Linked DNA regions of Homo sapiens: all the other regions are linked to region 3. Evidence: chromatin loops called from intact Hi-C (ENCODE). Cell type or tissue: CD4-positive, alpha-beta T cell. All regions are shown on one strand.

Region 1 (8,000 bases), 630 kb before region 3:
TCTCTCACTTAGCGTTAAGAAAGCTTGTTGAGCTAGCTGATTTCTTCTTTCTTCTTTCTTCTTTCTTTTTTCTTTATTTTCCTTCCTTCCTTCCTTTTCTTTTTCTTTCCCTTTCTCTCTCTTTTTTCCTTTCTTTCTTTTTCTTTCTTTCCTTCCTTCCTTTTCTTTCTTTCCCTTTCTCTTTTTCTTTTCTTTCTCTTTCTTTTCTTTCTTTCTTTCTTTTTCTTTCTCTCTCTCTCTTTCTCTCTTCTTCCTTCCTTCCTTCCTTTCTTCCTTTTTTTTTTTTTGAGACTGAATCTCGCTCTGTCGCCCAGGCTGGAGTGCAATGGCCTGATCTTGGCTCATTGCAACCTCCGCCTCCCGGGTTCAAATGATTCTCCTGCCTCAGGCGCCCGGGTAGCTGGGATTACAGGTGCCAGCCACCACGCCCAAATAATTTTTTTGTATTTTTAGTAGAGACAGGGTTTCACCATGTTGGCCAGGCTGGTCTCAAACTCCTGGCCTCGTGATCCTCCTGCCTCAGCCTCCCAAAGTATTGTGACTACAGGCATGAGCCATTGGCCCGGCCTGGGATAGCTGATTTCTAAGGGTCTTTTTTCTTGGGATTCCAGAATTTTTTTTTTTTTAACATTGTGCAATTCTATGCTCTAATAATCTACAATTTTAATATTCTTTGGGAAGGAATATTCTTGGGGAAGGAATAATACTTGCTATTTTCCACATATTATAATTCTATCTCGTAACATTCTATGATAATATTCTTTTGGGAGTACTACTGCTTAACGATAATTATTATTTTCCACATTCTATAATTTTCCACATTCTGTGTCTTTATCTGTGCTTCGAATAGTCTTTGCTCATTAATTCTCTGCTCTCTATTACCTATCATGATTTTTATTTACATCCTACAATTTTATATCCCAATTTATTTACTTACTTTTTTTGAGATGGAGTCTTGCTCTTGTCACCCAGGCTGGAGTGCAATGGTGTGATCCTGGCTCACTGCAACCTCCACCTCTCAGGTTCAAGCAATTCTCCTGCCTCAGCCTCCTGAGTAGCTGAGATTACAGGCGCCCACTGCCATGCCCAGCTAATTTTTGTATTTTTAGTAGAGATGGGATTTCACCATGTTGGCCAGTCTAGTCTCGAACTCCTGACCTCAGGTGTTCTGCCCACCTCAGCCTCGCAAAGTGCTGGGATTACAGGCATGAGCCACCGCACCTGGCTATATCCCAATATTTTATGACTCTAAAATTCTTTGGGAAGGAATATTGCTTCATACTATTACTTATTACTATTTTTCTACATCCTATGATTCTGTCCTGGGAGTCTATGATTTTAATGTTCCATGGGAGGCTGCTCAGGAAGTAGCAACCATGGTGAGGGTGATGATCTTACATTCTGTGGTTCTCTGCATTCTCCCTTTCCAGGACACTTGGTGCTGGTATTCTCTGCTTCTTACCTGAAATTGCACCACCTTCTCTGTGGCAAGGCATAAGTAGGTGCCACCCCCTCCTGGGGGACTGCCTGGAAACTGGAATGCACACTTGTGCAGCTGGGAGATGGGCTCATCCACATCAAGGAGCGCACACTGTTTTGCTACTTTACGGATGATCTGCAATGGAAGGATGGTAAGAACAGTGGTGGCAAGGAGCCCGGGCGTCCAGAGGCTGCCCTCCTAGCCGGCTGTCTGCTACTCCAATAGCCACACAGGCACTAGCAGATTCCCCCTGCCCTTTGACTTCTGTCTGGTCCTACGCGACACTGGGTGAGAACAGGTGTCTCCATGCCTTGGGGCCTCACTCTCCAGCCCTGCCCGTGTGTGCCACATTCTCTGCATGGATCTGAGGGGACCCCTCCAGGCATGCCCTCCCTTCCTATACCATGGGAGGTAGTGTGATGCCGGTGACCGTGCAGACGAGCTGCACCAGGGAGCCATAGCGAACGTAGCCCTCTCGCGGTGGGAAGTCTCCTTGGGCAGAGTGCCCATCAGCTGGGGGACAAAAAAAGCAAGGGACAAGGTTTTCAGCGGCCCCCAAGCTTCTGCCTTAAACCCTGCCTTGTTGCCTCTGGCTCTTCCTCACATCACACATGGGCCCTGCGGGAAAGCTTGGTACTCAGGGGAGCCAACTGAAGGTTCTAATTCTGGAGAGGCCATTTGAGGCCATCCTCACAAATGTCTGCCCTGGGGGCAGGGGTTGGGGGCAGGCAGCTTAGTTGATATATGGGGAAAGGGCATGGATAAGGGAGTCAGAATAGCTTGGAACAGTCACCAGCTCACTGGGACTGTAGTCAAGTCTTTTTGTGTTTCTGAGCCTTAATCACATGGGGCAGAGTTTACCTTCCTTAAGGAGTTGTGGTGGAGGTTAAATAAGCTAATGCATGTGAAGTGCCCAGCTCCAGGGCCTGCAGATGTCATTACCCAGGTGGAGCGTGAAGGCAGCCCACTGTCGTGCACTGGCCACAAAGGCCCCATCCTCCACAGAGAGGTAGCGTGTGGAGACCGTCTGAGAGCGCAGGCGGTTGAAGAGGGAGACCTTTGAGCCGGAGGATATGCACACTGTGAGGGTGAGGGTCAGGGTTAGGGTGAGGGTGAGGGTCAGGGTTAGGGTGAGGGGATAGGGTTAGGGTTAGGATTGGGGTTAGGGTTAGGGTGAGGGTTAGGGTGAGGGTGAGGGTTAGGATTAGGGTGAGGGTTAGAGTGAGGGTGAGGGTAAGGATTAGGATTAGGGTGAGGGTTAGGGTGAGGGAGGGGGTCAGGGTGAGGGTTAAGGTTAGTTGGTGCTATCAGTGCCCTGTCCTGGCTTGGTTCCTTGGACTTTCCAGACAGTTTCCAATCTTCTGTCCCTGTGCCGGCCTGGCTAATGTGCCCACAGGCCTAGATACACTGGGCATTCCCAGTTCACAGCTGTTTTTCCAGGACCTGCTGCAGTCCTGCTTTGGAACCTTTGCCTGTTCCTTTGCTGTCTGGACATCTTTCAGTTCAACAAACAAAAGTAAAACTTTTTTTTTTTTTTTTTGAGATAGCATCTCACCCTGTCACCCAGGCTGGACTGCCGTGGTGCTATCACAGCTCACTGCAGCCTCGACCTCTTGGGTTCAAGTGATCTTCTGATCTCAGCCTCCCACGTAGCTGGGACAACAAGTGCAGGCCACCATGCCAGGCTAATTTTTCTTTTTCTTTTTTTTTTTTTTTTTTTGGTACAGACAAGATTTCGCCATGTTGCCCTAGCTAGTCTTGAACTTCTGGGATCAACTGATCCGCCCACCTTGGCCTCCCAAATTGTTGGGATTACAGGCATGAGCCACCGTGCCCCACCTATGTCACTTTTAGTCTGTCCCTAGTTCAACTCCTGCCTAGTTCAACTTTTGTCTGCTCTGGGACCCCAACTCCCAACCTGGAATTTGGTATCTGTCCCTTTCCTCTCTGCTTTTCATCCTCCAACTCTTCTCATCCCCAGGCCTGGGCCGCACCCACTCATCCAGACTCCTTCCCCTCTCGGCTCCGACTCCACCTTTTCCACTCTGACCCCTAAGCCCAGCCTACCCCCACCTCCGCGCCCCAGTTTAGCCGTTCTGGGCTTGGTTGCACCTCCCCGCCCGGGCCGGGGGTCAGGCCCCGCCCTGCTCACGATCGGTGTTTTTCAGCGACTGCTTCTTCTGCGAGGGCTTCGAGATGACCTTGATAAGGCGGCTGTGGAAGGTACCCAGCTCCCGGCCCCCGCGCAGCACCAGCCGCAGCACCAGCCGAAAGTGCTTCCTCTTGTCTGCATCTGAGATGTACAGGGTCTTGGCGCAGCCGAATTCCTAGGGGGCTCACAGGTACAGGGCCATCTCATCCCAGCCCTCCCCCGTCGGATGAACCAACCTCTCCCAGATATCGGACGTCCGCCCCGTCGGAGGTGACCAGAAGCTCCACCATCCAGGCTCTCAGGCTCGGCCTTAAGGCAGGACCCCGGCCTCCCGGTCTCCCCACCTATCTCTTGGCTTTCGGAGGGGAGTAAAGGAGCCCTCCTTTCCCAGGAGAGGCAGGGATGGGAGCAGGAATCGGACCCCTTCCCGTGCGCTCTCACCCTGGAGTCCGGCTGCTGCTCGAAATTCAGCTTCTGCGTCTCAGTGGCGCTGCCGGACGCGCTGTCCAGTCCCATGTAACCGCAGACCGTGGGCCCCGTTTCCCCCGCCTGGTGAGCTGGAAAGGGACGCGAACTGGCTCTGCAAGGACTCGGGAGGACGCAGGTGCCAGGCAAGCTTAGCGCTCGCCGCCAGAGGGCGCGGGGAGACTGCGCCTGCGAACCGCCCCGTCTCGGGCCCAATCTCGTGGTCCTCCCTACAGAGCAGGCGGCCGGCAGCCCTTGATTCCGCCCTCACCTTGATCCTGCCCTGGCTTCACCCTCCAGCCAGGCCCCGAGAGGTAGACACAGGGCGGGGGGCAGAAGAACCTGCGGAGATAAGTGAGTGTTGGAGTCGTGCATCCATCTCCACTTGGCTCTCCTGTAAGCACGGCAAGGTAGTAGCATAAACCCAGCAGAACCTTCGTTTCCTCCTCCCGCTCCCCGCAACGCTTTTTCACGACTGTAAACCCCATTCATAGCCAAACCTTATTGTTTTTACACCCCTCATTCAACTCATCAGAAGGTCCTGTCCACTCCACCTTCAAAATATAATATATCCAGAATCCACTGGCTTTTTACCACCTCGCCCTTCATCCCAGCCGCCATTACTTTTTGCCTGGACCACAGCATCAGCCTTCAAACTGGTCTATTTCCAGAAAGTTCTGTTTCTATCTCCTTCCCATTTCGCACAGCAGCCAGAGTGCTCCTTCCTTCCTTCCTTCCTCTCTCTTTCTTTCTTTTTTTCTTTCATTCCTTCCTTCCTGTTTCTTTCTTTTTCTTTTTCTTTTTTTTTTTTTTTGAGGCAGGGTCTTGCTCTGTTGCCCAGGCTGGAATGCAGTAACTTGATCTCGGCTGTCTGGGCTCACTGCAACTTCTGCCTCCCCAACTGATCCTCCCACCTCGGCCTCCTGAGTAGGTGAGACTACAGACACAAGCCACCACACCCATCTAATTTTTGTGTTTTTTGTACAGACATGGTTTTGTCATGTTGCCCATGCAGGTCTGGAACTTCTGGGCTCAAGCAATCTGCCCACCTGGGTCTGCCGAAGTGCTGGGATTACAGGGATGAGCCACCAGGCTGGCCAGAGTGTTTTGTTAAAAACATGAGTCAAATCATGTTAACTCCTTAAAATCCTCCACTGGTTTAAAATTCAAAGTCCTCCTGAGATCTGACCCCTGCTTACCTCTCTGACTTGTTTCCTACAACTCCTCCCTCTGATTTCAGCCACTGTCATTTCTTTTGTACCTCAAACAGGCCTAATTGGTACAGCCTCAAGGTCTTCCCATTTTCTGTTGCCCTTTTTTTTTTTGAGACTGAGTCTTGCTCTGTCGCCAGGCTGGAGTGCAGTGGCATGATCTCGGCTCACTGCAACCTCCGCCTCCCGGGTTCAACCAATTATCCTGCCTCAGCCTCCTGAGCAGCTGGGATTACAGGTGCCCGCCACCATGCCCAGCTAATTTTGTATTTTTTGGTAGAGAGGGGGTTTCACTGTATTGGCCAGGCTGGTCTCGAACTCCTGACCTCAGGTGATCCGCCCGCCTCGGCCTCCCAAAGTGCTGGGATTACAGGTGTGAGCCATCGCGCCCGGCCCTTCTGTTCCTTCTAATTGTAGCACGCTTTCCCCAGATATTCTCCTGTCTGGCTCCATTTCAGCATTCAAGTTTCAGTTCCAATGTTACCTCCCAAAAGGTCTCTCAACCTCCTTGACCTTTCTAGCTAATGTCCCCCCTGCCTTCAGTTTCCGTCAAATGGCCTCGTTCAGTTTTCCTTCTAGTGCTCATCATAATCTGCAAGTATCTTGTTTCCTGACTTGTGGGGAGTTTACTGTCTGTCTCTTCCACACTTGAGTGAGAGTGTGGGCTACAGAGCAGGGGCTGTTTCTGTCTTGTTCAGCTGTATGCCCAGTGCCCAGCAGTACCCACAGAGCCTGGTGCATACATGACAAACACTCAGTAAGTAGTTGTTGAATGAATGAATAAGTGAATCAATGGGAGAATGAGTGAATGAATGGAGACAGGAGATTCACAGGGAATCTCCTGCTGTAGAACTATAGACCAAAGTGGGGGCTAATGGTGGCTGAGGGTCAAGGCCCTGGTCGACCAATAGCTGAGATCTCAGCCCTGAGGCCTGCTCTGCGTCTAAAAGAGGCCCAATGGGTGGATGGAGGAGGTGCATAGGGCTGACAGTTGCAGAGACCTGGGAGGGGCTGCGGAGGCACCTACCGCTTCTCATTTCCGTATGATTTCTGGGCCACCTTGGCATGCAGGATCCGCACAGTCTGTTCACACTGTTGCTGCAGGCACCTGCGCACGCCTCCCCTCAGAATGGTGGTGTGCTCTGGGGATGACCTGGGAGTAGGGCAGGCAGGTCGACCAGCCACAGGAGGGAGAAGGGTCAAGGTGGCACAGGGTCCAAGCACTCAGGTTGAGTAAAATGAAGTGAGCAGGGGGTTAGAGTGAGTGGGAGGGTGGGGCTGCTCTATATCCTGCCCCTGTGGGGTCAGGAAGAGGAAGCATTAGGTAAGGAGGAGACTTGGCTGCAAATTGTAGGCTAAATATTTAGGCTGCAAGGTGCTCAACGAAGCCTGCATGGAACCCATGGGACCACCCAGGTTCCACTCTGTGGGTCTGGCATCATGCCCATTGGAGCCCAGGGCCATAGGGACACGTGGCTGTGACACAAAGGCTGCACTTATACTGGCCTTGGGATGGAGAAGAGTATTTTAGGGCTGATGGAATTGGTAGAGATGAAGCTTCCCCACCCTGGGGAAGGCAGGGTGGGGGGTGAGGAGGGAGGGGAAGGGAGAGCCTTTCCTGGGCTCCTGGCCTGGAGCGCTCTCTAGCCTCCTGCCTGCAAACAGAAAAGGGCCCAAAACCTTGTCCTCAGGATGGGGGATGGCCTGGGGGAATCTGAGCCTTTCTGGGGCCAAAGCCATATTCTTCCCTTTCTCCCATGAGAAGTGGCCTGTTGCTGTGTGGGCTTTCCTACCCTTGATTACAGGAGTCAAGGCAGATGACATTGGTCCTGCAGAGTGAGCCAGGTTAGAGCCTAGAGGTCTGGTGGCTTCTTAACCTGGGGGTCTTGAGCGGTGTGGGTGGGTAGGCCCGAGCAATTGCAGGGAGCAAGTAGAGGAGGGGAGGTGGGAGAGATTTGGGGGGTTAGCAGGTTGAGGCCCAAGGAGAGCCATGAAAACTGAGGCTGTCCTTCTGAGCCCTTATTCCTCTTGGCAGGACCAGAGTCTCTCCTCACTCCTGGAGGGGACAGCGCAAGACCGCACCCTCGAAAGCCAGGCCAGACAGGCAGCAGCCACAGCCAGGACCGCTCCACCCCTTGGGGCTCTCCTCAGGGAAGTGCCTTCTAAGCTTCCAATGAATTCCGGCTGTGGAGTGTGGCTGCCCCGGTCTCCCCAGTCTCCCGCTGTAGCTGAATTCCAGCCTGGCCCGCAGCTAGCCCTGTCTGCAGCTCCAAGCGTGGTAGGAGCAGGGGGTGCTGGGTTTGCCCCCCCTCAGGAGGAAGGGGGGATCCCTCCCTGCCAGTGGGAGGGGTTGCAGCCTGCACTTCCCCTCCCCACCCGCCAGCCCTGGGTTAAATGCGGCCGTTGCCTCTGTGTGCTCCAGCTGCCTGGCAGTCCCCACCTAGGGCACGCTGCCACGCCGCCGTTACCTGGTCCAAGTGCCCGGGAGGCTCCGCCTGTCGGCTTCGCTCTGCAGCTGCATCTCTGATCTGTCCTGCAGGCTCAGGTGAGTCAAAGGATTGGGAGGCACTGAGGGGTCTGCAGGGGAGTAGGCATCAAGCCAGGTCAGGCGAGTGTATTTTAGCAGAGACGCTGCCTAGGGTGCCCTATCTGATTTGCAGTGCCCTTCCCCACTTCTGCAGGGTCCTTTCCA
Region 2 (8,000 bases), 610 kb before region 3:
ACGCTGGGAGGCAGCTTTCCCGAGGCCTGGGGCACCCTCTGAGACCCCGGCCTTGCAGGCATCGTCATGTACGCCGTGGGCGTGGGCAAGGCGGTGGAGGCGGAGCTGCGCGAGATCGCCTCGGAGCCAGCGGAACTGCACGTGTCCTATGCCCCGGACTTCGGCACCATGACGCACCTGCTGGAGAACCTCAGAGGCAGCATCTGTCCAGGTGAGCGCATCTCTCTCGGGGCTCCTCCTCTCTCTCATTGCCCGTCCTCTGATATCTCCCCTTCCTATTCACTCCCTGCCCACTTTGTAGTTATAGCCAGAGGTTGGGCTCACTAGACAGAGCTTTGCTACTCCAAATGTGGTCTGCAGGCCAGCGGCAGGGCGGTCACCCGGTAGCTTCTTAGAACTGAAACATTTCTGGTGCTCTCCAGACCGAATGAATCAGAATTTCCACTTCGACAAGATTCTCAGGTGATTTGTAAGCATATTAAAGTCTAAGAAATCCTAGACTAGGCTACCTGTCCCCCAAATCAGTGGAGGTTCAGAATAATTTGGGAAATTTTTTTGAAGGCACACCAGACAGCATTTGTAAGTGGAGCCACAGCATATATCCCTGAACTTGTTAGAATTCAACCTTATGAACTTGGCAAAGTGGCAGGACTGAATATATTTTAAGTATGCAAAGACTTTTTTTTTTTTTATTGGGGACAACATACCTCATAAGTGCAATCCCTCTACTTCATCATCTGGTGCTCAGCTGAGGAAAAAGAGACTGACTCTACCTGTGAAGAAGGGGACTCTTGAATCGCATGCAGTGTACTGTGCTCTAGGTGATACAGGGAATGTCTCCAGGGTAACTTTTACCCTAGAGACTTTAGACACTAGCCCAGGCTTAAGATGTGACTCTTCTTCCCATTTATCAGACTGCAGCTCCAGAAACAGACTAAGTAGGGCTGGTTTGGGTCTGGAGAATTTGCCTTTTTTTTTTTTTAGATATATGTAGGGGGGCTGGGCGCAGTGGCTCACACCTGTAATCCCAGCACTCTGGGAGGCCGAGGCGGCTGGATCACTTGAGATCAGGAGTTCGAGACCATCCTTGGCAACATGGTGAAACCCTGTCTTTACCAAAAAATACAAAAATTAGCTGGGCAAGGTGGTGGGCACTGAGGCAGGAGAATTGCTTGAACCTGGGAGGTGGAGGTTGCAGTGAGCCGAGATTGCACTACTGCACTCCAGCCTGGTGACAGAGTGAGACCCTGTCTCAAAAAAAGTATATATAATATACTATATATACTATATTATATAATATGTGTTTGTGTATGCATGCACATGCACGTGCATGTATATACACATACAAATATACACATACAGTCCTTCCCCCAACTCTCCTTCCCTCCCCGCTCTCAGCCAATTCTAATTATTGTGGCTCTTTCAGATTAGGGGCTCTTTCAGAGCTCTTCCTATGTGACTCTTATGGGCCCTGCAGTGTGACTTTGGACGAGTCACTTACCCCACACCTACCTTAACTTTTCTCTTCGGTAACAGGAGAGGCACTGGCTGCCCAAGGTTACCTCTAGTTCTAGAGTTCTAAGAGAAGTCTGGGTTTTGTGGTTGAAGCTCTTTATCAATTGGTGGTATGACTGTTCCCTGTCTCCAACCCTTTGTTTAGAGAAACAAATCTGTGAAGTTAGGGGTCTTTGCTGGATTCCAGCAGTTTGTTCATAGTACATATAAGACTAAGATGAAGAGACAACTTTTAAATCATTATGGCAGTGTTTTCAAAGGTTAAATGGCAGGTATTGTGCTTATTATTTCACCACGTGTAATCCTTTTTCTTTTTTTTCCTAAGGTACTTTTATTGTAGCATTTTTTTTTTCTATGTCATTCCCTGTAATCTTTTTTTTTTTTTTTTTTTTTTTTTTTGAGATGGAGTCTCGCTCTGTCATCCAGGCTGGAGTGCAGTGGTGCGATCTCGGCTTACTGCAACCTCTGCCTGCCAGGTTCAAGCGATTCTCCTGCCTCAGCCTCTCGAGTAGCTGGGACAACAGGCGCATGCCACCACGCCCGGCTAATTTTTTCTAGTTTTAGTAGAGATGGGGTTTCACCGTGTTAGCCAGGATGGTCTTGATCTCCTGACCTCGTGATCCACCCGCCTCAGCCTCCCAAAGTGCTGGGATTACAGGTGTGAGCCACAGCACCTGGCCTCCCTGTAATCTTAACAATGGCACATGCTTATAGAATTTCAGTGAATCTAAGATACCATTCATTTTAAGATTCATCACTACCTTATGTACTGCTAAGAAAAAACATGTGCCAGTTTTAATTGTAAGGCCTCCTGCCCAACCCCCAAGATGTTGATGTGTGGGGAGATAGAGTTGGATCAGGATCAGTGGTTCCTAAAAATTAGGTCACACCAGAATCACCTGGTGGACCTTTAAAAACACAAATTGCAGCTGGGCATGATGGCTCATGGCTGTAATCCCAGCACTTTGGGAGGCCGAGGTGGGCAGATCACAAGGTCAGGGGATCGAGACCATCCTGGCTAACACAGTGAAACCCCGTCTCTACTAAAAATACAAAAAATTAGCAGGGCATGGTGGCACATGCCTGTAATCCCAGCTACTCGGGAGGCTGAGGCAGGAGAATCACTTGAACCCAGGAGGCAGAGGTTACAGTGAGCCAAGATTGCACCACTGCACTCCAGCCTGGGAGACAGAGCTCAAAAAACAAAACAAAAACAAACACAAATTGCTGGGCTTCAACTCTAGATTTTCTAATTCAGCAAGTCTGGGGTGTTGTCTGATAATTAGCATTTTTGATAAATTCCTACACGATGCCGATGCTGCTGGTCCAAGGACCACACTTTGAGAATCACTGGTCTAGTTGAAATACACTATAAAGCAGTGGTTTCCAACCTTTTTGGCACCAGGCAGTGGTTTTACGGAAGACAATATTTCCATGATGGTGGTGGGGAGAATGGTTTTGGGATGGTTCAAGCACATTACATTTATTGTGCACTTTATTTCTATTATTACATTGTAATATACAATGAAATAATTATACAACTCACCATAATGTATAATCAGTGGGAGCCCTCAGCTTGTTTTCCTGCAGCTAGATGGTGCCATCCGTGGGTGATGGGAGACAGTGACAGATCATCAGGCATTAGATTTTCATAAGAAGCCTGCAACCTAGATCCCTCACATGCACAGTTTACAATAGGGTTTGTGCTCCCATGAGAATCTAACAATGCCACTGATCTGACAGGAAAGGAGCTCAGGTTGTAATAGGAGCAATGAGGAGCAGCTATAAATACAGATGAAGCTCCCTTGCATGCTGGCTGCTCACCTCCTGCTGTGTGGCCCAGTTCCTAACAGGCCATGGGCTGGTACTGGTCCATGTAATGTGCTGGTACTGGTCCATGGCCTGGGGATTGGGGACCCCTGCTGTAAAGTATTTACTTGAACCAGGCAGTGTTCTAGATCTGTGCTTTTTCAAAAAGGTAGGCAGTACCTATTTAATTACAATTGATTAAAATAAAATACATTTTAGTCCTTTAGTAGCACCAGTCATATTTGAAGTGTTAAACAGCCACATGTGGCTTGTAGCTACTGCTTTGGACAGGGCAGATGTAGAACACTTTCATCATTGCATAAAATTTTATTTGGAGAGTGCTACACAAAGTGTGGTCCACAGACCAGGAGCATCAGCATCATTTGGGAGCTTATTAGAAATGTACCTTCTGAGCTTCTTCTCCATTCTGAAGCAGAATCTATATTTTAACAAGCTCTCCTGATGATTCCAATGAGCATTAAGGTTTGAGAAACAGTCTTGTAAGTTGTGCGTGAGCACACACACACACACACACGTACACAGGTGAATGAATCCTCGAAGCCACTAATGCGTACACTCTTTCATTATATCCATTTTATAGATGAGAAAACTGAGCTTAGAAAGGTTAGTGAGTTTTTCAGTATCTCACAGCTACTTAGCTTGGGACTCAGCCCAGGTCTCTCTAAATCCAAAGCCCATATACTCAACCATAGGCCCAGTGCAGGGAAATCAGAGGGCCAAAGCTAGGGCAATTTCTCATCCCCCTGACCCTCTGTGTCCGGCTTGCAGAGGAGGGCATCAGCGCAGGGACAGAGCTTCGGAGCCCATGCGAATGCGAAAGCCTCGTGGAGTTCCAGGGCCGCACGCTGGGGGCGCTCGAGAGCCTGACGCTGAACCATATCCTTTGGGGCTGGTGGCGCGGGCTGGAGGGAAAGTGAAGGGACCTCGGCGAACCCCAACGGCCTCCTTAACCGCTCACTGGCCCAGCTGACGGCGCGCCTGGAGGATCTGGAGAACCAGCTGGCCAACCAGAAGTGAGGGCCACGGACGGCCCAGACCCGGGCTGGGGCGCGGCACCACGGACGGTGCCCCTTGCGCGCCATCGGTGCGCCGGGGCCAGGCAGAACCTGGGCCCGTCCGGCTTGGGCTGTCGGGGCGGAGGCGCTGGCGGGCTTCCGGCATTGAGCTGAGTTGGCCTCGCCCGGACCATTAGGCGGACTGCGGCGTCAGGGGGATAGCGGGTGGTGAGGGAAGGGGCACGTGCTAGACCGGCACGCCCTCGCCGCGTGCTGCGCTCAGTTCTTTGTTGGATTTCTTGTTTGTGTTCTTAAAAAAATAAAAAAAACTGATTTCCACGGGGTCCGTTTTTGGGTCTTGCTGCGCCGCCTGGGGGAGGGGAAGCCAGACGGAGCGTGCTGTGGCGGCGCCCGGGCGGCGTCTCCTTGGAGAAAGGCGCATTGTGCGGGGGTCGGGCTCGGGGGCAGGAGACCCGGCGCTGCTTCCCCCTGCTTGTTTATTCAGCCGAGAACAGATGGCTCCTTATGCAGGCTGCGGGAAGGGAGGGGGCTCAACAGGAATCCTTGGGGTCTGAGTAAGTCTGCGCCACTCCATTCCCCAGCGGACTGAACGCTTCGCTCCCGGCCACGCCTATCCCATGATGCCCCCAAATCTGGCTCAAAAGCTGCTAGTACTGAGCGCTGGTAAGGGGTGCGGGGGTGGCGTTGGTGGGAAAGTGAGAGGCAGTAATTGAACCCCTAAATGGATGGGGTGGGAGTGGATAGATGAGCTTTGACCGATTTTAACTCTCTCCTGCACTAGGTAGGAAGAGAAGGAGGTATCAGCTAGGACCCCTGTCTGTCCAGCCTGTGGCCTTCCTTCTGTCATCTTATCAACCCCTCCCAAAACACCTCTATCAGCAAAGAACACAAACCAGTACCATTTCCCGAGTGCATGTAAGAAACAACGAAGTTTAAAATGCTTCCAGTCCTAGAGTGATTTGGGGAAAATTATTTTGTGTTTGTTTCCTCATCTGCAAAGTGGAGACTGGAATTGTTACCCCCAAGCGTGATGGGGAGAATCAAGGACATTCTTCTAAGGCATGTGCCTTGTACCTATCCCTCAATTAATGGTAGCTATTAACTGTTCTTATAGTAACAGCTAACATATTTAGTGTTGGGCATTATTGTAACTGATTTGCAGGTATTTTCATTTTATACTTGGAACCAGTGAAATAAGAATTATTGCCTTTATCATCCCCATTTTACAGATGAGGACACTGAGACACAGAAAGGTTAAGTTTCCAACAGTAACATAACCAGTACGAAGCTGAACCAGGATGTTTCCTATGGCTGCTCTAATAAGTTACCACAAATTGAGTGGCTAGCAACACACATTTATTACCTTACAGTTTTTAGGTCAGAAGTCTAAGATGTGTTGGCAAGGCTTTATTCCTTCTAGAGGCTTTTGTTTCCTGGCCTTTTCCAGCTTCTAGAGGCTACCTGAATTCCTTGGGTCATGGCCCTACATCACTTCAGACTCAGTTTCCATCAGCACATCTCTTTCTCTGACTCTGACCTTCCCGTCTCTGTCTTATAAGGACCCTTCTGTTTATATTGGCATGACCTTGATAATCAAAGATAATCCCATCTCAAGCTATCTTTTTTTTTTTTTGAGATGGAGTTTTTGCTCTTGTTGCCCAGGCTGGAGTGCAATGGTGCGATCTCGGCTCACTGCAACCTCCGCCTCCTGGGTTCAAGCGATTCTCCTGCCTCAGCCTCCTGAGTAGCTGGGATTACAGGTGTATGCCACCACTCCCAGCTAATTTTTTGTATTTTTAGTAGAAACAGAGTTTCTCCATGTTGGTCAGGCTGGACTTGAACTTCCGACCTCAGGTGATCCGCCTGCCTCAGCCTCCCAAAGTGTTGGGATTACAGGCGTGAGCCACCGCGCCCAGCCTCAAGCTCTCTATCTTAACCACATCTGCAAAGTCCCTTTTGTCGTGTGAGGTGAAATCACAGGTGCCGGGGATTAAAATGTGTACATCTTTGTGGGGAAGGCCATTCTGCCTACCACATGGGGCTTGAAGCCAGGCTGACTGACTTCAGAGCAGCTGCTCTTAAGTACTCTGTGCCGGGCACCTTGCTAGGCTTGGTGAAGAGGGAGAAACTGATGATTGAGAAAAACTCTTGAGCTGAGGAAGCTCCGGGCTAGAAGGGCTGAGGTCCACCTGACTGTTGCAGAAAGAGGGAACTTCAGATGAGAGGAGGGAGAAATCCTGGAGAGGTGATCCTTAAACGGTGGCTGGAATTTCCGCAGGAGGCCATGGAAGACTTTACAGGTGAGTGAAGCTTGAACTATGCGTGGTCAGGAGGGACTGGAGTATGGGGGGATGGGAATGATCATCTTACCTGGCCATGAGGATCAGATGAGCTAAAGACCTATGGACTTGGCATGTGACCTCACCTTGCCTTACCATTCATTTTACAGTTGGGGAAACTGAGGCCTAGAGGCCAGAGTTGCCTGCCCAAGGTCACACAGAGAGAAAACATCAGTTGCACCAGGAAGAAGCCTAGTGGGGAGGTCAAACTGGAGCAGGGTAGTCAACTGATAGGGGGCACTGAGGGCAAAGGCCAGGCTCCTTCCTTCCTCTTCCCTGGAGTTGGCAGGCACTGGCTTCTCTGGGGTTTCTTTTCTCATGCTTTTTTCTCTTGCAATCTCCCTAATGGCCACTGGATGGCGCCGGGAGCACTGATTTGGAGCTGGGTCCTAGAGCCTTCGCAGGCCGTTGGCATCTGGCACTTGGGCTGCAGAGCCTGTCCTCCCTTAATTCCCCGACTCTGGCAGCCCCACCACCGAAGTCTACAAGCTGCTTCTGTTCCCATGCAGTGGCCCCATAGTCCTGGATTTGAAGACCAGCCCTGCTACTTACCAGGTGTGTGTTGGTGTTGACAGGTACTGGTTCCCTTTCTCACTTCTTGATTCCTTTCTCTCATTTCCCTTTCCTCCTACCAGCTTAACCCTGCTGGATACAGGGAATTCCTGTTCCCTAACCATGCCCCACATAAGGTCAGCTAGCGCTTGCTTCTTTGTTTATACCCCCATCTTACGTTATGGGATAGAAGACTTACAAAGGACCCGTGAATTCAGGAAAACAAACATCCATTAACTCAAGAACAGAAAGTGAGAACCCAAGTAACAGTGTGAGGAGAGTAACACTGCCAAGAAAGCTTAGATGGAGAAGGCACCGAGCCCGAACAAAGACCCCCGGGCCCGGGTCTTTTGGTACCCAGGCAAGCACGGGTTTATGTGGCTTTCAGAGCCTGTTAAGATCAGGAATAAAGCACGTAGATATTGGGGGAGTCCTGAGCCCAGGTGTGTGGAGAGAACTCAGCGCCCTCAGCCTTCTTGGTTCCCTGGAGAGTTTGAATCATTAAAAAACGACAATATCTTCCCTAGTGGTTAGCAGAGATGCCACTTCTGGAGCTGTTTCTTAGACTTAGTAACATGAACTAGGCATGGCCTTGGGTGGGAAAGGGCAGGGCAGGAAGGGCCTGTAACTTCAGCCAAGTGCTGGACTCGCTTTCTGAATTTCACCTCTGTGTTGTCTGGCTCTGTTTCTCCGTGGTTTTTGGCCTTTCTCTTCTTCTATTCTAGCTCACAGCTCTCTCCATTTCTGC
Region 3 (8,000 bases):
ACCTCACTTGAAAAATTTTAATTGCAGCAAAATATACATAACATAAAATTTAGCTAATTAGGAAGGGCACAGTGGCTCACGCCTGTAATCCCAGCACTTTGGGAGGCCGAGGCAGGTGGATCACGAGGTCAGGAGGTCGAGACCATCCTGGCTAACACGGTGAAACTCCGTCTCTACTAAAAATACAAAAAATTAGCTGGGCGTTGTGGCAGGTGCCTGTAGTCCCAGGTATTAGGGAGGCCGAGGCAGGAGAATGGCATGAACCCAGGAGGTGGAGCTTGCAGTGAGTCGAGATCACGTCACTACACTCCAGCCTGGGTGACACAGCGAGACTTCATCTCAAAAAAAAAAAAACCAAAAATTAGCTAATTAATCATTTGAAGTGTACAGTTTTGTGGCATTAAATATAGTCACATTGTTCTGCAACCATCACCACCAAACCTCTCCAAAATGTTACCTTGCAAAACTGAAACTCTGTACCCATTAAACACTAACATCCTATTCCCCCTCCTCCCAGCTCCTGGAATTGCCATTCTACTTTCTGTCCCTATGAATTGGGCTACTTTTTTTTTTTTTTTTTTTGAGACGGATCTCACTCTGTCGCCTAGGCTGGAGTGCAGTGGCGCGATCTCGGCTCACTGCAACCTCCGCCTCCCGGGTTCAAGCGATTCTCCTGCCTCAGCCTCCCCAGTAGCTGGGATTATAAGCACATACCACCACGCCTGGCTAACTTTTGTATTTTTAGTTAAGATGGGGTTTCACCATGTTGGCCAGGCTGGTCTCAAACTCCTGACCTCAGGTGGTCTGCCCACCTTGGCCTCTCAAAGTGCTGGGATTATAGGCGTAAGCCACCGCATCCAGCCTACTTTAGACAGATACTTTGTCTAAGTGGAATAATACAGTATTTGTGCCTTCTTGTCTGGCTCATCTCATTTAGCATAGTGTCCTCAAGGGTCATCCACGCTGTAGCATCTATCAGAATTTCCTTCCTCCTTAAGGCTGAATAATATTCCATTTACATATAGACCACACTTTGTTTATTCATTCGTCCATTGTTGGATACTTGGATTGCTTCCACCTTTGACTATTGTGAATAGTGCTGCTATGATCACGGGTGTACACATATCTGTTCAAGACCCTGCTTTTCAGTTATTTTGGGCACACACCCACAAGCAGAATGACTGGATCATAAGGTAATTTTATTTTACATTTTTCGAGGAACTGCTGTACAGTTTTCCGTGGCTGTTATACCATTTTACATTCCTACCAACAGGGCACAATGGTTCCAATTTCTTCACATCCTCACCAACACTTATTTTCATTTTTTAAAAATAGTAGTCATCCTAGTAGGTGTGAGATGGCATGTTTCCAATCTTTTGCTGATAAAAACGGCAGTGGATAATCTTGTACACACCTCATTTCACACATATGAAAATATATCTGTCGTTTAATTCCTAAGAGTGGAATTGCTGGATCAAAGCATCTTTTGGAATTTCTTATGGAAGTCTAACTTATACACAAAGTTGCACACAAATCCCAAGTGCTTAGCTTGATGAATTTTCACGGAGTGACCACGCTCCTGAAGATGGTGTCCAGAACATTGTCAGCCCCAGAGAAGCCCCCAGATGGCCCCCAAAGAGCAGCCATCATCCTGACTTTAACATCATAAATTAGTTTTGCCTCTTGTGAACTTTTTGTGAGTGGAATCACACAATATGTATTATTTTGCGTGTGGCTTCTTTTGCTCGACACATATGTGTGCAAGTTCCATCTACACTGCTGTGTGTAGTTGTTCATTCATTTTCATTCTCACTGGAGTATTGCATTGTATGAAGATACCACAATTTATCCGTTCTGCTGTCGATGAGCATTTGGGTAGTTCCTGGTTTAGGGATATTTCAAATTATGTGGCTATGGAGATCACTGGCATAGTCCTGTCCAATAAAATATGATAGACACAGAAGAACTGAAAATATGAGTCAAACAGATATTTGTACCAAAATGTTCACAGCAGCACTATTCACCATAGCCAAAAGTGGAAACAACCGAAATGCCCATCAGTGAATGAATGGATAAACAAAATGTGGTATATCCTTACAATGGAACATTATTCAGTCTTAAAAAAGGAAGGAAGGTCTGACATATGCTACAACATGCGTGAACCTTGAAGACACTATACTGAGTGAAATAAGCCAGCAACCAAGGACAAATTGTATATGATTTCTCCCGTATGAGGCAACCTAGAATAGTCCAGTTCACAGAGACAGAAAGTAGAATAGTGGCTGCCAGGGGCTGGGAGGAGAGGAGCAAGCGGAGTTGTTGTTTTATAGAGGCAGAGTGTCAGTTTGGGAAGATGAAAACGCTCTGGGGGTAGATGATGGTGATGGTTGCGCAACAATGGGAATGTACTTAACACAGCTGAACTTCTGGACCCTTAAAAATGGTCCAAATGGTAAATGTTATGCATATCTTACCACAATAAAAAGGTAAAAATATATAATATGATCCACAATGCAAGCCATGTATATTTCTAGCAGCCACATTCAAAAAAGAAAAAGAAATAGGTAAAAGTAATTTTAAAAATTACTTAACCCAGGCCAGGTACAGTGGCTCATGCTTGTAATCCCAGCATTTTGGGAGGCTGAGGTGGGCAGATCACTTGAGGTCAGGAGTTTGAGACCAGCCTGGCCAACATGGTGAAACCCCATCTCTACTAAACATACAAAACAAAATTAACTACGGGTGGTAGCAGGTGCCTGTAGTCCCAGCTGCTCAGGAGGCTGAGGCAGGAGAGTCACTTGAATCCGGGAGGCAGAGGTTGCAGTGAGCCAAGATCATGCCACTGCACTCCAGCCTGGGCGACATAGTGAGACTCCGTCTCAAAAAAATAAAAAACAAAAATAAAAATTACTTAATCCAATCTATCCAAAATATTATTGCGACACATCATCAATATTAGCAAGTTATTAAGGAGTCATTTTGCATTTTTGTTAGTATACAAAATCCCATATATATTTCACACTTGCAGCACATCTCAATTTGACCAGCCATATTTCTTTCTTTTTTCTGAGACTGTCTCGCTCTGCTGCTCAGGCCGGAGTGCAGTAGCACGATCTTGGCTCACTGCAGCCTCCGCCCCTGGGTTCAAGCAATTGTTGTGCCTCAGCCTCCCAAGTAGCTGGAACTACAGGTACGTGCCACCACGCCTGGCTGATTTTTGTATTTTTAGTAGAGACAGGGTTTTGCCATGTCAGCCAGGCTTGGATCAGCCATATTTCAAGGACTCAGCAGCCACATGTGGTGGGTGGCTCCACATCAGATCATGCAGGTCTAGTTCAAGTCTTTTGATGAATGTATCATGCATACCTGTTAGATATGTGCATTTTTAATTTTGATAGATGTTACCAGATTAGCTTCTATAGGTGTTAAACCAAGTTTTCTTTTCTGGTTTTTTTTTTTTTTTTTTTTTGGTTTGTTTGGAGATGGAGTCTCACTCTGTTGCCCAGGATGGAGTGCAATGGCGAGATCTCAGCTCACTGCAAGCTCCGCCTCCTGGGTTCAAGTGATTCTCCTGCCTCAGCCTCCCGAGTAGCTGGGACTACTGGCGTGTGCCACCACACCCAGCTAATGTTTGTATTTTTAGTAGAGACAGGGTTTCGCCATATTGGCCAGGCTGGTCTTGAACTCCCGACCTCAGGTGATCCGCCCTCCTCGGCCTCCCAAAGTGCTGGGATTACAGGTGTGAGCTATCGCACCTGGCCAAAACCAAGTTTTAATCCCACCAACAATGTAAGAAGGAGTGTGTCTCCATATCCCCACCTGCATAAGTTTGCCAGTTTGATAGCAAAACAGTGCCTGCTCAGGTGGTGTGGGTTTAACACGTTTCTCTTCCTAGGAGTGAAAATGAGAATCTTTTTATATGTTAAAATGCCGCTGCGCTTTCCTTTCTGTGAACCATTGGCTCACCAATTTGAGGGCTATTTTATACTTCTCTCACCCCTCTCCCCGTTCTCCAGGCCCCACCAGAGTTGGGACTAAATGAGGGCTCAAAGCCAGATATTTCAGAATCGTGCTGTTGTCTTGCTGGCAAATTCTGTCTGAGTTCTGGGAAGCAGGGCTTATCCTTGAGGGCACACCGCCCCCTGCTGGCCAAGATGGGTTTTTCCTCCCCAGCTTAGACCAGGAGAGGAGGCAGGACGGCTGGCGACTGAGGGGGGCTGCCTCTGGAGTCTGGGTTTGATCTCACGTATACCATTGACTCCTATGTGACCTCAGGTAAGCAACTTCACCTCTCTGGGCTTTCTACTTCCTCACCTATAAAATCGAAATAATAGCCATTCTTCTCACTCTCGGCGTTGTTGGAGGAATAATCCGGTGATCGGGCTTGAAGGTGCTTCACAGAGTGTGGCAAAAAACAAGTGCTAACTAAACAGTGGCTGGGATTCTTGACATTCAGAAAGACCCAGTGGAGAGAGAGAAAGGATGACGGGAGCTTAGCAAAAGAAGCAGCTGGTGCAGCTGGAATTTCATAGGTCCACTTCTGCCTAGCCAACTTCTAAACCTGTTTTCTCTTGGCTCCCTTACTTTCCAGCCAGAGGCTCAGTCATACTGCAATGCTGAGAACTCCCTGCCTAAGCCAGACAGGGCCTTGACCTTTCCCCCACGTTGGGCTGGGCACACTAGAGTGCTGAGCAAATCCACACTCAGCACCTCCCCTCCCCCCCCCACACACACACATACACAAAGCCACACATGCAAAGCATTTGGATATCTTCTTCCAGGGAGCTTATAGACACCCCAGCAGAGGCTTCTGTGATCACACTGGCTGAGCACCAGCTCTCTGTGTGGTGCTGGATGAGGGGAGTTTTATCTGAGCCACTCTGGCCCCCCGCTGTAGGGCCCTGTCCTCTTATTTGACATTCAACTCTTGCCTAATTGACAATTACACTCATATCCTTCCTCTGCTCTGCAACCTTCCATGGCTCCCCAGTGCCTACCACCTAAGGCCAGATTCCTCACCCTGGCATTCAAGGCCACTCATGGCCTTGGATGGTCTGTGTGTGGAGGGGCCCACTAGGCTACATGAGGAACGCTCTCTCAAATCCTGCCCTTCCTTCAAGATTGAACTAAATGCCACTTCCTTCCTTCCTTCATTTCTCTACCCATTCATTCAACATGATTTATTAAACACAAAATGGATTTATTAGCACATATTTATTACCTACTATGTGAAGACATTATTCTAGGCAGTGGAGAGAGATAGTGGTCTCAGCCAATTGCAACTGAAATGTGTTAGTTTTGCAAATGTGAAACATATGCCCATGCGAATGCGTTGGAAAGTTCCTCCATGGCCCTGGGAGAGGACATGCAAGTCAGGAGCCCTGATGCGTCACCAGCCTCACAGTAAATTCACCTCTGTGCCCAAGAATGCAGGGCTGTCTCCTGGTCCAGGATCATGGTCTCTTCCTCCTCTGATCTCCAAGGACTTGCACTCTCGGCTCTGCCACTGACCAGCTTTGTGACTTTGGGAAGTCATTTTTCTAAGTCTCAGATTATGTATGTAAATGGGTATATAGGAAGTGATTCCTACCTTGAGAGAGGAATTAAATGTTAATTAAATTGCTTAAAGGGGTTAGGTTACATTAGATTAGGTGTAAAAACGTCTGCACGTGGTAAGTGCTCATTGAGCGGCAGCCATTATTATTACTATTAGCCGCAGCTGACTTGGGCAACACCTGCTACCTGCTTCCAGATGGATCCAGAGGTTTGCTTTCTTTGCCCACTGGAGGGCAGCAGAAAGCAGAAACCTGCCTTCCAGAGCTTTGCACCCCGGCTAACACCTAACACTGGCCTCTCAAGAGGCAGGAGGAAGGGTAAGGGGTTTCTGGGCTCAAAAGTGAGGCTGGCCAGTGAATTTTCTGTGTCTCTAGGACTGGATGCTAGTGGCTGGGGTAGGTTCCCTAAACAGCTCCAATCAATGCAAAGGCAGCCAAGTCATCCAGCCCACAGCCCCAGTGTCCGTCCCTGGATGCATCCCACAGTCCTGGACAGGATGGGCAGGAGTTCTGGCCTCTGGAGCTGCTCTTCGCATTTCTGTCTGTGTGACCTTGGGCAAGTGCCTTGACCTCTCTGTGCCTCCATTTCTTTTTCCGTAAAATGGAAATATTGCTGTTTCCCCCAAAAGGAAAAGCTTCCATATATGCAGAGGGATGGCCATGCTTGCGTTGCTTTGCATCAGGTAAATCTGTTACATTGTAATTAGCTTTTTTCTTCTGATCACAAATGCAATGCATTAATTGGTTTGAATATTTTGAGTGCCCTACAGCAGGTCAACCCCTGCATGAGCTGATGAAATTGGCAAAAATGAAGCTAGTCATTGTGTTGGGGTGGTGGGATTCTGGATGACAGAGTTCCCCCCTCAGCAACCGCCACCCCATTCTCCCAACTTTCTATGTTATTGCATCGCCTTTACAATGGTAGAAAAGAGAGACCAGGAGGAACGTAACTGAGCACTTACTATGTGTGAGATGTTTCCATTTATCCTTTCCCTAATTCTGCAGGCTCTACACGGCAAGCCCATGTCTGTGTTGCTTGCTGCTGTTTTCCCAGTGCCCAGCACCGTACCTGGCATGTCGTTGGTCCTCAAAACATACTTGTTTAGCAGTCAAAGAAATGATTTGTGCAAAGTTTACAAATGAGGAAATTGAGGTTCAAAGAGGTTATGTGACTTGTTCAATATCACCTAGCTAGTGGGACGCAGGACCAGGATCATTGGACTTCAGGTCCTGAGGAAGGTCTTTCTACTCATGCCTGTCCCTCTGCCTCCTCACATTCCGACACCCTCTTTGTAAAGCTGTCTTATTTTACAGGCATCTGATCAGGCGGCCTGCAAGAAGAGTGCGCCCCCTTAGCCAGTATGGCCACGCTTCCTCCCTTAGGGGCTGCTGGGTGTGCCCCTCATCTTCTCAACCCCCTGGGGACCCCTGGAGGATCTGGAGCACACCCTCCAGCTGGGGGATTTGCCCAGCAGGTGAGGCCCCTTAGTCGCTGTAGCCCATTTGGAAGTTTGGCAGGTGGATTTCTAGTGCAAGGCCACCTCTGCCCTCTGAGCTCAGAGCCACCTATTTCTGCCCCACCCAGTCCTGCACACAGCTGGTAGCAGGTGCAGGGAGGAGGCAAAAGCCAGACTTTGCCCCTTTATCTTGCACCCCTTTTCCCATTCTCAGGCAGATGTGTGTCCAAAAGTGTTTGACCTGTGCTGTGTGCATATGGGAATATGCACATATATACATGCGTGTCCCCATGCACATACCTGTGGACATGGGCAGCCCTGTGTGTGAGCACACATGTGTGTCTGAGTGTGGCTTGTGCGATCCTCCATGTGCCCATGGGTGCAGACGTGAATCCGAGTGTGAACGTGAGCTTATATGTAGCTCTGCATGTGTGTGGGTAATGCTGAAGGATAGACCACCAAGCAGAAGGGCATCTCCTTGCCCCGCCTCAGTTTCCTCATCTGTAAAATGGGGACAACAATGGCACCTAACAGGTGGAACCGGCAAGGCACACAGTAAGTGTCATGATAGTAGCCCTTTTTATTAAGCTTCTCGGGGATGTGTGCGGATTCCACAAAATAAGAACGCAGAAAGGGACTGGCTCAAGAAATGTTTCTCCCATCATTCTTTCATCCTTAGGTCCAGAAGTATTTCTTCTGTTCTCTTGGTTTTATCACTGCAAAGGTAATATAACAACAGTGGAGGAAGTTTGAGAAGAAAACATGGGGAAGGGGAGATACCTGTCCCCCAAAACCCCACCACTCCCGACACAAGAAGGAATTTCATTTTTGCTTGTTCTTTTCCTGACTTTGTCCATGAGCCAGCATGGAGCTTGGCACACAGCGCCGAGCTCGAAAAAAATATTTGGATGTTTTAACAAATATATATTAGCTAAAATGACTACACTGAGTATTTTTCCATCCTGCATTTGTTCACACATCAGGGACA
Region 4 (8,000 bases), 410 kb before region 3:
TCCTGCGATTCCATCGCTTTCATATCCTTCCAGGTAGATCTCAGCATTTACTTTCCAAAGGAGAAAAATGAAATGGGGGTGGGGTGGGTCAGTGATTTGGCCAAAGTCAAATGATGGGGATGAAGGATAGTCAAAGCCAGGCCTGACTCTGAGTCCAGAGGGCACCTGACATCTACTGAGCGCCTCCTGCATACCAGATGCTTCACACACAGCCTCCAACACCCCTTGGCTGGTTGGATGGAGGAGGGGATTTTAACCTGGTCTTCCAGGAAGGGAAGCCCGGGAACTCCTCAGCGCGCCCTTCTGGTGTCCGCAGGGAGGAGCACTGAAACCTTTGTGAGCGAGTTCCCGGGCCCCGACACCGGGATCCGCTGGCGGCGAAGCGACGAGGCGCTGCGCGTGAACGTGGGTGGCGTGCGGCGGCAGCTGAGCGCGCGCGCCCTGGCGCGCTTCCCGGGCACGCGGCTGGGCCGCCTGCAGGCCGCGGCGTCGGAGGAGCAGGCGCGGCGCCTGTGCGACGACTACGACGAGGCGGCGCGCGAATTCTACTTCGACCGGCACCCGGGCTTCTTCCTGAGCCTGCTGCACTTCTACCGCACTGGCCACCTGCACGTGCTCGACGAGCTGTGCGTCTTCGCCTTTGGCCAGGAGGCCGACTACTGGGGCCTAGGCGAGAACGCGCTTGCCGCGTGCTGCCGCGCGCGCTACCTGGAGAGGCGGCTGACCCAGCCGCACGCCTGGGACGAGGACAGCGACACGCCGAGCAGCGTGGACCCGTGCCCCGACGAGATCTCCGACGTGCAGCGAGAACTGGCGCGCTATGGCGCGGCGCGCTGTGGCCGCCTGCGCCGCCGCCTCTGGCTGACCATGGAGAACCCGGGCTACTCGCTGCCGAGCAAGCTCTTCAGCTGCGTCTCCATCAGCGTGGTGCTCGCCTCCATCGCCGCCATGTGCATCCACAGCCTGCCCGAGTACCAGGCCCGCGAGGCGGCGGCCGCCGTGGCTGCGGTGGCCGCGGGCCGCAGCCCGGAAGGCGTGCGCGACGACCCGGTGCTGCGACGCCTCGAGTACTTCTGCATCGCCTGGTTCAGCTTCGAGGTGTCGTCGCGCCTCCTGCTGGCGCCCAGTACGCGCAACTTCTTCTGCCACCCGCTCAACCTCATCGACATTGTGTCTGTGCTGCCCTTCTATCTCACGCTGCTGGCTGGTGTGGCACTGGGCGACCAGGGCGGCAAGGAGTTCGGCCACCTGGGCAAGGTGGTGCAGGTGTTCCGCCTCATGCGCATCTTCCGCGTACTCAAGTTGGCGCGCCATTCCACCGGGCTGCGCTCGCTGGGAGCCACGCTCAAGGTACGGCCTCTGAGGCCAGGTTGGAGCTGGGGTGGGCGGGTGTAGCCATCCGGCAGGTTAGCAGGTGAACTTACAAGCCTGCCGAGTCCAGGCTTAACGTTCAACTGAGATGCCGTCCTTTGTGCCAGGCACAGGGCTGCACACCAGGTGTACGTTTCACATGCAGTGTGACTATCCCAACAGCCCTGTGAAGAAGGGCTTACCGTTATCTCTTTTTCCTGGGGAGAAAACTGGGGCATAGCTTTGCTTGTCTTTCTTTTTCAAAACGAAGAAAAAAGACAAAGATCACTTTTGATATATCTATCAAACATCAAATTATATATATCACAAAGATGCGCAAAGCAGGATGCTAACTGGCTTTCTGCTAGAGCCTTTCTTCTGGCACTATCAGGGGGCTCTGATAACCATAGGTCACTCTTAATAGGTAAAGTCTAGGAATAGCCCCAGGAGCTAACACTTACTGAGCACTAAATCTGTGCCAATTTCACATCCATTATCAATTTAGTCCTTAGGAGAACTTCCTCAGGAAGATGCTATTATTTATTCTCTTCCCGTAGATGAAGAAGCTGAGGTTGAAGGGTTGGCTCTGTAAAGCCTGGTTGCAGTTTACTGAGCATCCTCCTTGTGCCAGGTGCTGCATTGTGGGTGAATCACTGCCCTGGCAAGCTTGCACTCAAGGGGGGTGAAATTAGCATGGTTTGAAGAGGGAGGCAAGGCGAACGGCGTGTGCCGAGGCCTGGAGAGAGAACAGGATGAATGCTGGGAGGAGGACATGGAGGGAAGGAGATTCCCAGAGATGAAATTGAAGAGTCGAGCGGGGCAGGGCACCGAAGGGTCATGAAGTCTTGGCACATGATTTTGGACTTGGTCCCGAGGGTATAGGAGAGCTCGTGAGAGGTTTAAACAGAGGTAAGGGTTATTGTCACTGCTTTGCAGAGGTGGAAACTGAGGCTCCCAGAGGTGACAGTGCTTGTTGGAGGTTCCTCAATAAGCAGTAGAACCCAGAGAAGAACCCACCTGTGCCTGGCTCCAGCACCTCATGTTCTTTCTCCTAAAGCTCCATGCGACCCTACTGATAATCCCCAGACAATGCTAAAAGAAAGATCCCTTCCACCCATGGCTTAGTAAAGCCTCTTGTATGCCCTCAGGATACTGGGTGCTGGCAGATGACCTAGGCAGAATCCTAGGGCAGTGGGCAGGTATAAGGAATTACATTCAGCAGACCCCCTGAGCTCAGCATCTCCCCAGGGAAGATCCCTGTGCCCCAGAACGCTGCCCTGTCCCCTCCATGCAGAGAGCCAGGGCCTGACACTACTAGCTTTGTCTTCAGTAGGGGAGAAGAGTATTACTAATCAGAGCTGCCAGGGTCTAAGATGCAGGTGTAATATACTCCAGATGAGAGCCTTGCTACTCAAAGTGAGGCCCCTGACCACCAGCAGCTTTCTCATCACTTGGAAGCTTTCTAGACATGTAGATTCTCTGGCTCTACCCAAGACTATGCGATTGCGTTCTGCCAAGACCCCTGCATGATTCCTGCACGCATTAAAGTTGGAGAGACTCTGCTTTAGACTAGGGGTTCTCAGCCTCGCATTACTGACATTTGGGACCAGGTAATTCTTTGATGTGGGAGCTGCCCTGTACATTTTAGGATGTTTAGCAGTATCCCTGGCCTTTACCCACTAGAGGGCAGTAGCACACCTGTCCCAGTTGCAACAACCAAAAATGTCTCTAGACGTTCCCAAATGTCCCTTGCGGGGTGGAGGCGGGGAGGTGGTGGGCAAAACCACCCTGTTTGAGAATCACTGCCCTAGAGCTTGGCCTCAGGGACAAAGCAAACATACACAGCCATAGGAAAGTGAATTCTGTGGGTGGTCCAGGGGACTTATGTCCTCTCAGCTTCCTGGAGGAGCAAAAAATATTTTTATACTTTTCAGACCAGTCAAAAGTACATGAAACCAACTCTTTGCATTGTGGAATATAAACTATGGTTCTCTTGGTTCTGCAACAGTGTAAAAATCACAAGCTCTTCATTCCCTGGCTGTGGTGCCACCAGTAACCCCGGAGTTGGAAAAAACAGCTGTAGCCTAGCAGATACCTTGGACAATAGAACTTAGGCCTGTGCGCAATACCAGGGGGTTTTGCTGCCAACTGTAGTTGAAAGGTCTTAGTTTAAAGTCAGGGGACCTGGGCCTTAGCACCAGCTCTATCTTGCTGACTTTGGACCTGTCCTTTATACTCTCTGGGCCTCAGTTTCCCCATATGCCTAATACCAGGACTGTAAGCCCATCCACTCTGACTTGGCTTTCTACATTCTCTTTCAGCACAGCTACCGTGAGGTGGGCATCTTGCTGCTGTACCTGGCTGTGGGTGTGTCAGTGTTCTCTGGTGTGGCCTACACAGCTGAAAAGGAGGAGGACGTGGGCTTTAACACCATCCCAGCCTGCTGGTGGTGGGGCACAGTGAGCATGACCACCGTGGGCTATGGGGATGTGGTGCCAGTGACGGTGGCTGGCAAGCTGGCAGCCTCAGGCTGCATCCTAGGGGGCATCCTGGTGGTAGCACTCCCCATCACCATCATCTTCAACAAGTTCTCCCACTTCTACCGGCGCCAGAAGGCTCTGGAGGCAGCCGTGCGCAACAGCAACCACCAAGAGTTTGAGGACTTGCTGAGCAGCATTGATGGGGTGTCGGAGGCATCTCTGGAGACATCCCGAGAAACCTCTCAGGAGGGACAGTCTGCAGATCTAGAGAGCCAGGCCCCCAGTGAGCCTCCACACCCTCAGATGTATTAAAACCAGGGATCCGTGACCCCCTGCCATGCCCCTACAGTAGAGATTCCTCCCCTGCTAAAGTTCTTCATGGTAGTGAGCCTCCCAGGATCACTCATGCTGTCCTGAGAAATGAGATTCAAAAGCTGCATTCCTTCCTCCAAAGGCCCAGGACAGGACAGTGCTACCCTAGATTCTGTGAGATTCTGCAAGCAACTCAGAAAGCTTTATAAACCTGCCTCCAAGCCATTCATGAAGCAGGCATGAGCCAGAGGGAGGAAGTTGAAAGGATACTAATGATTCCTGAGCACCTCCTGTACATGAACCAGGTCATGTTTGGCCTTGTGTTGGAGAAAGAGAATTATCCCCACTTCACAGATGAGGAAACCAAGGCTAAGAGATGAGCGATGCCTCTCCCAGATGTCACAATTAGAAGTGGCAGAGTCAGGTTTGGAATCTGGGCTTGTTGGTGTGCCTGGAGCAATGCTCCATCAACTCCATCTTTCTTCTGCCCTCATGAAGTTTGCGTGTGTTTTTTGGTGATTCATGGATCCCCAGAGTTGATCCACAAGATAAGAAATCCCTTTCAGAGCCAGGGAAGGGTCCAGACAGGAGATTTGGATATAGGAGCTCTGGATCTCAGCTGTGGTTCCTTTCTAGGAGCATCCAACAGGAGTCAGCAATCAAAGATGAGTCCTGGAGGGAAGGAGGATGAGTCCTGGGAGGAAGTACCATAGCATTGTACTTGCCTCTTTAGCTGGTATGCAAGATTTGCTAAGCAATAATCTTCCGACCTTCCTCCCAGGGCTGATGTGAGAGAAAGAAAATCTGAAGGGCCCCTGGCCTGAGATCTAGACAACCTAGCTGCGCCAAGACCTGCTGTGTAAAGTGGTCCAATCCCTGCCCCCAAGTCCAGATTCCAGCCCCTCTGTCAAATGGTCAGAATCTGTGACCCAGAGGGCAATGAAAGCCAAGGAGAGCAGAGGGGTCTCTAACTTAAAGCCAGCTCAGCTCTGAAATGTTCAGAGGGCTGACATATATGAATACTGGCTTCTAAGACCCTCCCCCAACAGTCTGACCTTGGCAGTTCCTTTCTGCCCATCACACAGACGTCCAGCCCTACATTGTCCAGCCCTACCTAGAGTACCCATCCAGGCCCATGTGTGAGAGTCCTCTCCCTTCTGGCCAGCTCCAGCCCCCTCACCCTTGCTGGGGGCATATCTCTCATACCCACCTGCTGAATCTTCTCTTCACTTGCTGAGAAAGTCAGAGGAGGGGATCCAGTAGCCCTTTCCACATACTGTGGCTACAGCACCCAGCACTGTGCTGTTGTTGTCTGACTGTGGCTATCTCTGTCCCATCACCCTGAGCCTCAAGATGGAAGACATTGTCTGCTTGAACTCTGGGCTTGGTGCAGAGTAGGTATTTGGTAAATGTTGAATAGATCAACCAATTCCTACAGCCCACTGGGTGCCAAGCTCAGAGGGGGAAAAAAAGATAGCCAGAGAGAGACCTGGCCCTCAAAAAGGTGTGAACAAGACTGAAAAGGAGGTCCGTTCAGCTCCGCCTGCCCTGTCCCTGCTTGGTTCTTGAAGTTTTTACAATATATTCCTTGTAGGTTCTTCACTCACTCACTCAACAAATACCCGTTGGAAGAGTCTTAAACTGGGGCTTCATGTGTGGCCTGCAGTCATGTTTCGGCTTAGTCCAACAGTGTTTTTATTATATTTTAAGAATCTGAATGCCTTTGCGTGAGGCATGCACTCTCAGGTTCCCCATAGTGTCTCCCCCGCTGCCACCCACAAACAGACACACATGCCGTTGTGTTATGCCCAGCCACTCTGATATACTGGCTTCTGACTTATGGGCTGCTTACTAGTCTCAAGAGATACAGTGGTGGAAAAATATATCCCTATACTCATGAAGCTTACCGACTAGTAGGGAAGATAGACTCTAATGCAATAATCACATAAATATAGCGAGCTCTACTAAGTACAGGTGTGTATAATGTATCAGGGACCATGGCCCGAGAAAGTGAGAAGGCTTTCCTGAGCAAGTGACAATCTAACCTGCCATCCAAATGATAAATTGCTAATTAAGCAAATGAGGTTCCAGGGGGGAGTACTCCAAGCAGAGAGAATGGCATGTGTGAAGGTGTGTGTCATACACAGGGCCTAGTACATAGTGGGCCCCCTACATACGCATGGATTCTGGGTCTCCAGATTGGAACAGAGGATGGAGCTAAGCAGCAAAGGGCCTCCCTTGAATTCACCACACACATACCAGCCCTTCTGCACACTCTGCTCCTTACATCTAGGCCCAGCTGAACCCAGGTTAGGGGCAGATCAGAAGGGCTGCGTGTAGCACCCTTATGGTCTTGCAGAACACACCAAGAAACCCGACGGCTTCCATATTTTCTGACCCTACAAACAGGTCCCTAATACTGATGTGGAGAAAGCTCAAGAGGGAATCATCTGGCCTGAGCCTACCATGAGGCTGTTTGTGGTCCTGGCAGAAAAGCAACAACTCGCTCCCCTTCCCATGTATCAGTGAAAACCATTATGCAAATAAAGAGCTGGGCCCCAGGACGTGTTTCTGCTTGTATGGAGATGGCTCCCTGACATGCTGTCTGAGTGATTGGAGAGGGTGGGCAATATGTGGAATGACTTGGAATCCACATTCTCAGGCTCCAGTCCTGGATTTGGCACAAACTTTGTGGTTGTGCCAGCCAGAACAGGTTGCAAGTGACAGGAATTCAGTTGGAACAAACTTGGTCAAAAAGGGTAATTTATAAAATAATTAAAGTGATGAATGACTGTTAACAATTAGAGTTTGAGGGTATAAGCAACAAACTGACATCAAGCAAAAAATGAATTTATTGGAAGATATATTAGTTTCCAGCAGCTGCTGTAACAAATTCAAACAAACTTGATGGCTTAAAACAGTAGAAGTGTATTCTCTGACAGTTCTGGAGGCCAGAAATCCAAAATCAAGATGTCAGCAGGGCCACCCTCCCTCTGGAGACTCCAGGGGGAAACCCTCTCCTTTTCTCTTCTAGTTTGTGGTGGCTGCCACCATTCTTGGCTTTCCTTGGCTGTGGCTGCATCACTCAAGTCTCTGCCTCTGATCTCACTTCAGTGTCTGTGTATGTCAAGTCTTCCAGTGCCTCTGTCTTACAAGGACACTTTTGATGACATTTAGGCCCACCAGGATAATCCAAGATGACCTCATCTCAGGATCCTTAACTTAACCACATTTGCAAAAAGACCCTTTCCCAAATAAGGTAATAGTTACGGGTTCCAGAGATTAAAATATGGACAGGTGTTTGGGGCCACCATCTGGCCCACTACAGAAGGGTATCTGTGAAATTCACCCGACCAAAGGAAGAGCTGACTGACGAGGCCTCAGGAAATACAGGAATGAGGGGAGCTCTAGGGACCTCAGTAGCAAGACTCATGAACCTTCTGTTTAAGACACTGCTACCCACATGATCTGCCTCCAGTCAACTTCCTTCCCTGTATCATCCTGCTCACAGTTCCAATCCCAGGAGAGAGTCTGATTTCACTTGAGTCATATGCCTCTCTCTTGGGAGGGATGGAGGGCAAGGTACCGTATTAGTATTTGCGGCAGTTGGAGGAAAGGTACTTACCCAAATAAAAGACCACCTATTGTCACCAAAAGAAAGGCAAAAGTTATTGATAAGCAAAAATAGCATACCATACACTCCCATCCTTTTCCCATACACACGATTTATGCATGTTTCTAACATAAGGAAACTCTCTTATATATAACCAACATATACCGATCTCCCCAAAGGAAAGACACCCTATGGGGCATATCCTGTTCATGAATCCAGCTATAAGTTCATTCTTCCACTGGTAC

What was found. A loop is a pair of places that touch in the nucleus more often than their neighbours do. Peaks named below come from ENCODE experiments on the same cell type or tissue, not always from the same donor. Only the 100,000 strongest peaks of a DNase experiment are listed, where the experiment ranks them.
Region 1: a loop joins it to region 3, with 7 times the contacts of the local background. A loop is called at or near these places in 3 of 110 quality-filtered maps.
Region 2: it touches region 3 in a loop (5-fold over the local background); 6 of 110 quality-filtered maps call a loop at or near these places.
Region 4: it touches region 3 in a loop (4-fold over the local background); 3 of 110 quality-filtered maps call a loop at or near these places.

The regions. Positions count from the first base shown.
Region 1 is chr20:45,308,028-45,316,027 of GRCh38, reverse strand. It overlaps MATN4 (matrilin 4), which reads left to right and starts at 7,729. Exons shown (of 10, transcript NM_001393530.1): 1 at 7,729-7,853. RBPJL (recombination signal binding protein for immunoglobulin kappa J region like) reads right to left here. Exons shown (of 12, transcript NM_014276.4): 2 at 7,777-7,885; 3 at 6,336-6,461; 4 at 4,369-4,439; 5 at 4,074-4,189; 6 at 3,633-3,807; 7 at 2,423-2,560; 8 at 1,884-1,993; 9 at 1,463-1,615. RefSeq lists a silencer at 4,356-4,405. In CD4-positive, alpha-beta T cell, a CTCF peak has its summit at 4,237 (motif pointing right); a DNase peak (open chromatin) is centred at 4,277; H3K27me3 peaks cover 2,200 bases.
Region 2 is chr20:45,290,129-45,298,128 of GRCh38, reverse strand. MATN4 (matrilin 4) reads left to right here. Exons shown (of 10, transcript NM_001393530.1): 8 at 59-211; 9 at 4,114-4,221; 10 at 4,304-4,679. The coding sequence ends at 4,362. It overlaps LOC105372630 (a long non-coding RNA gene), which reads right to left. Exons shown (of 3, transcript XR_936763.3): 3 at 7,777-8,000. Among named protein-coding and RNA genes, the nearest start is that of RBPJL, 13 kb to the left of the region's middle. RefSeq lists a silencer at 4,242-4,301. In CD4-positive, alpha-beta T cell, CTCF peaks have their summits at 3,988, 4,187 and 7,072 (motif pointing right); DNase peaks (open chromatin) are centred at 4,218 and 7,058; H3K4me3 peaks cover 916 bases; H3K27me3 peaks cover 1,522 bases.
Region 3 is chr20:44,681,507-44,689,506 of GRCh38, reverse strand. No RefSeq gene overlaps it. Among named protein-coding and RNA genes, the nearest start is that of LINC01260, 14 kb to the right of the region's middle. RefSeq lists silencers at 4,140-4,259, 5,861-5,920. In CD4-positive, alpha-beta T cell, CTCF peaks have their summits at 3,916, 4,117 (motif pointing left), 5,543 and 5,749 (motif pointing right); a DNase peak (open chromatin) is centred at 4,136.
Region 4 is chr20:45,091,012-45,099,011 of GRCh38, reverse strand. KCNS1 (potassium voltage-gated channel modifier subfamily S member 1) reads left to right here. Exons shown (of 4, transcript NM_001322799.2): 3 at 317-1,350; 4 at 3,672-7,798. The coding sequence ends at 4,142. Among named protein-coding and RNA genes, the nearest start is that of KCNS1, 6.1 kb to the left of the region's middle. In CD4-positive, alpha-beta T cell, CTCF peaks have their summits at 2,821 and 3,020 (motif pointing right); DNase peaks (open chromatin) are centred at 451, 1,091 and 3,041; H3K4me3 peaks cover 486 bases; H3K27me3 peaks cover 1,748 bases.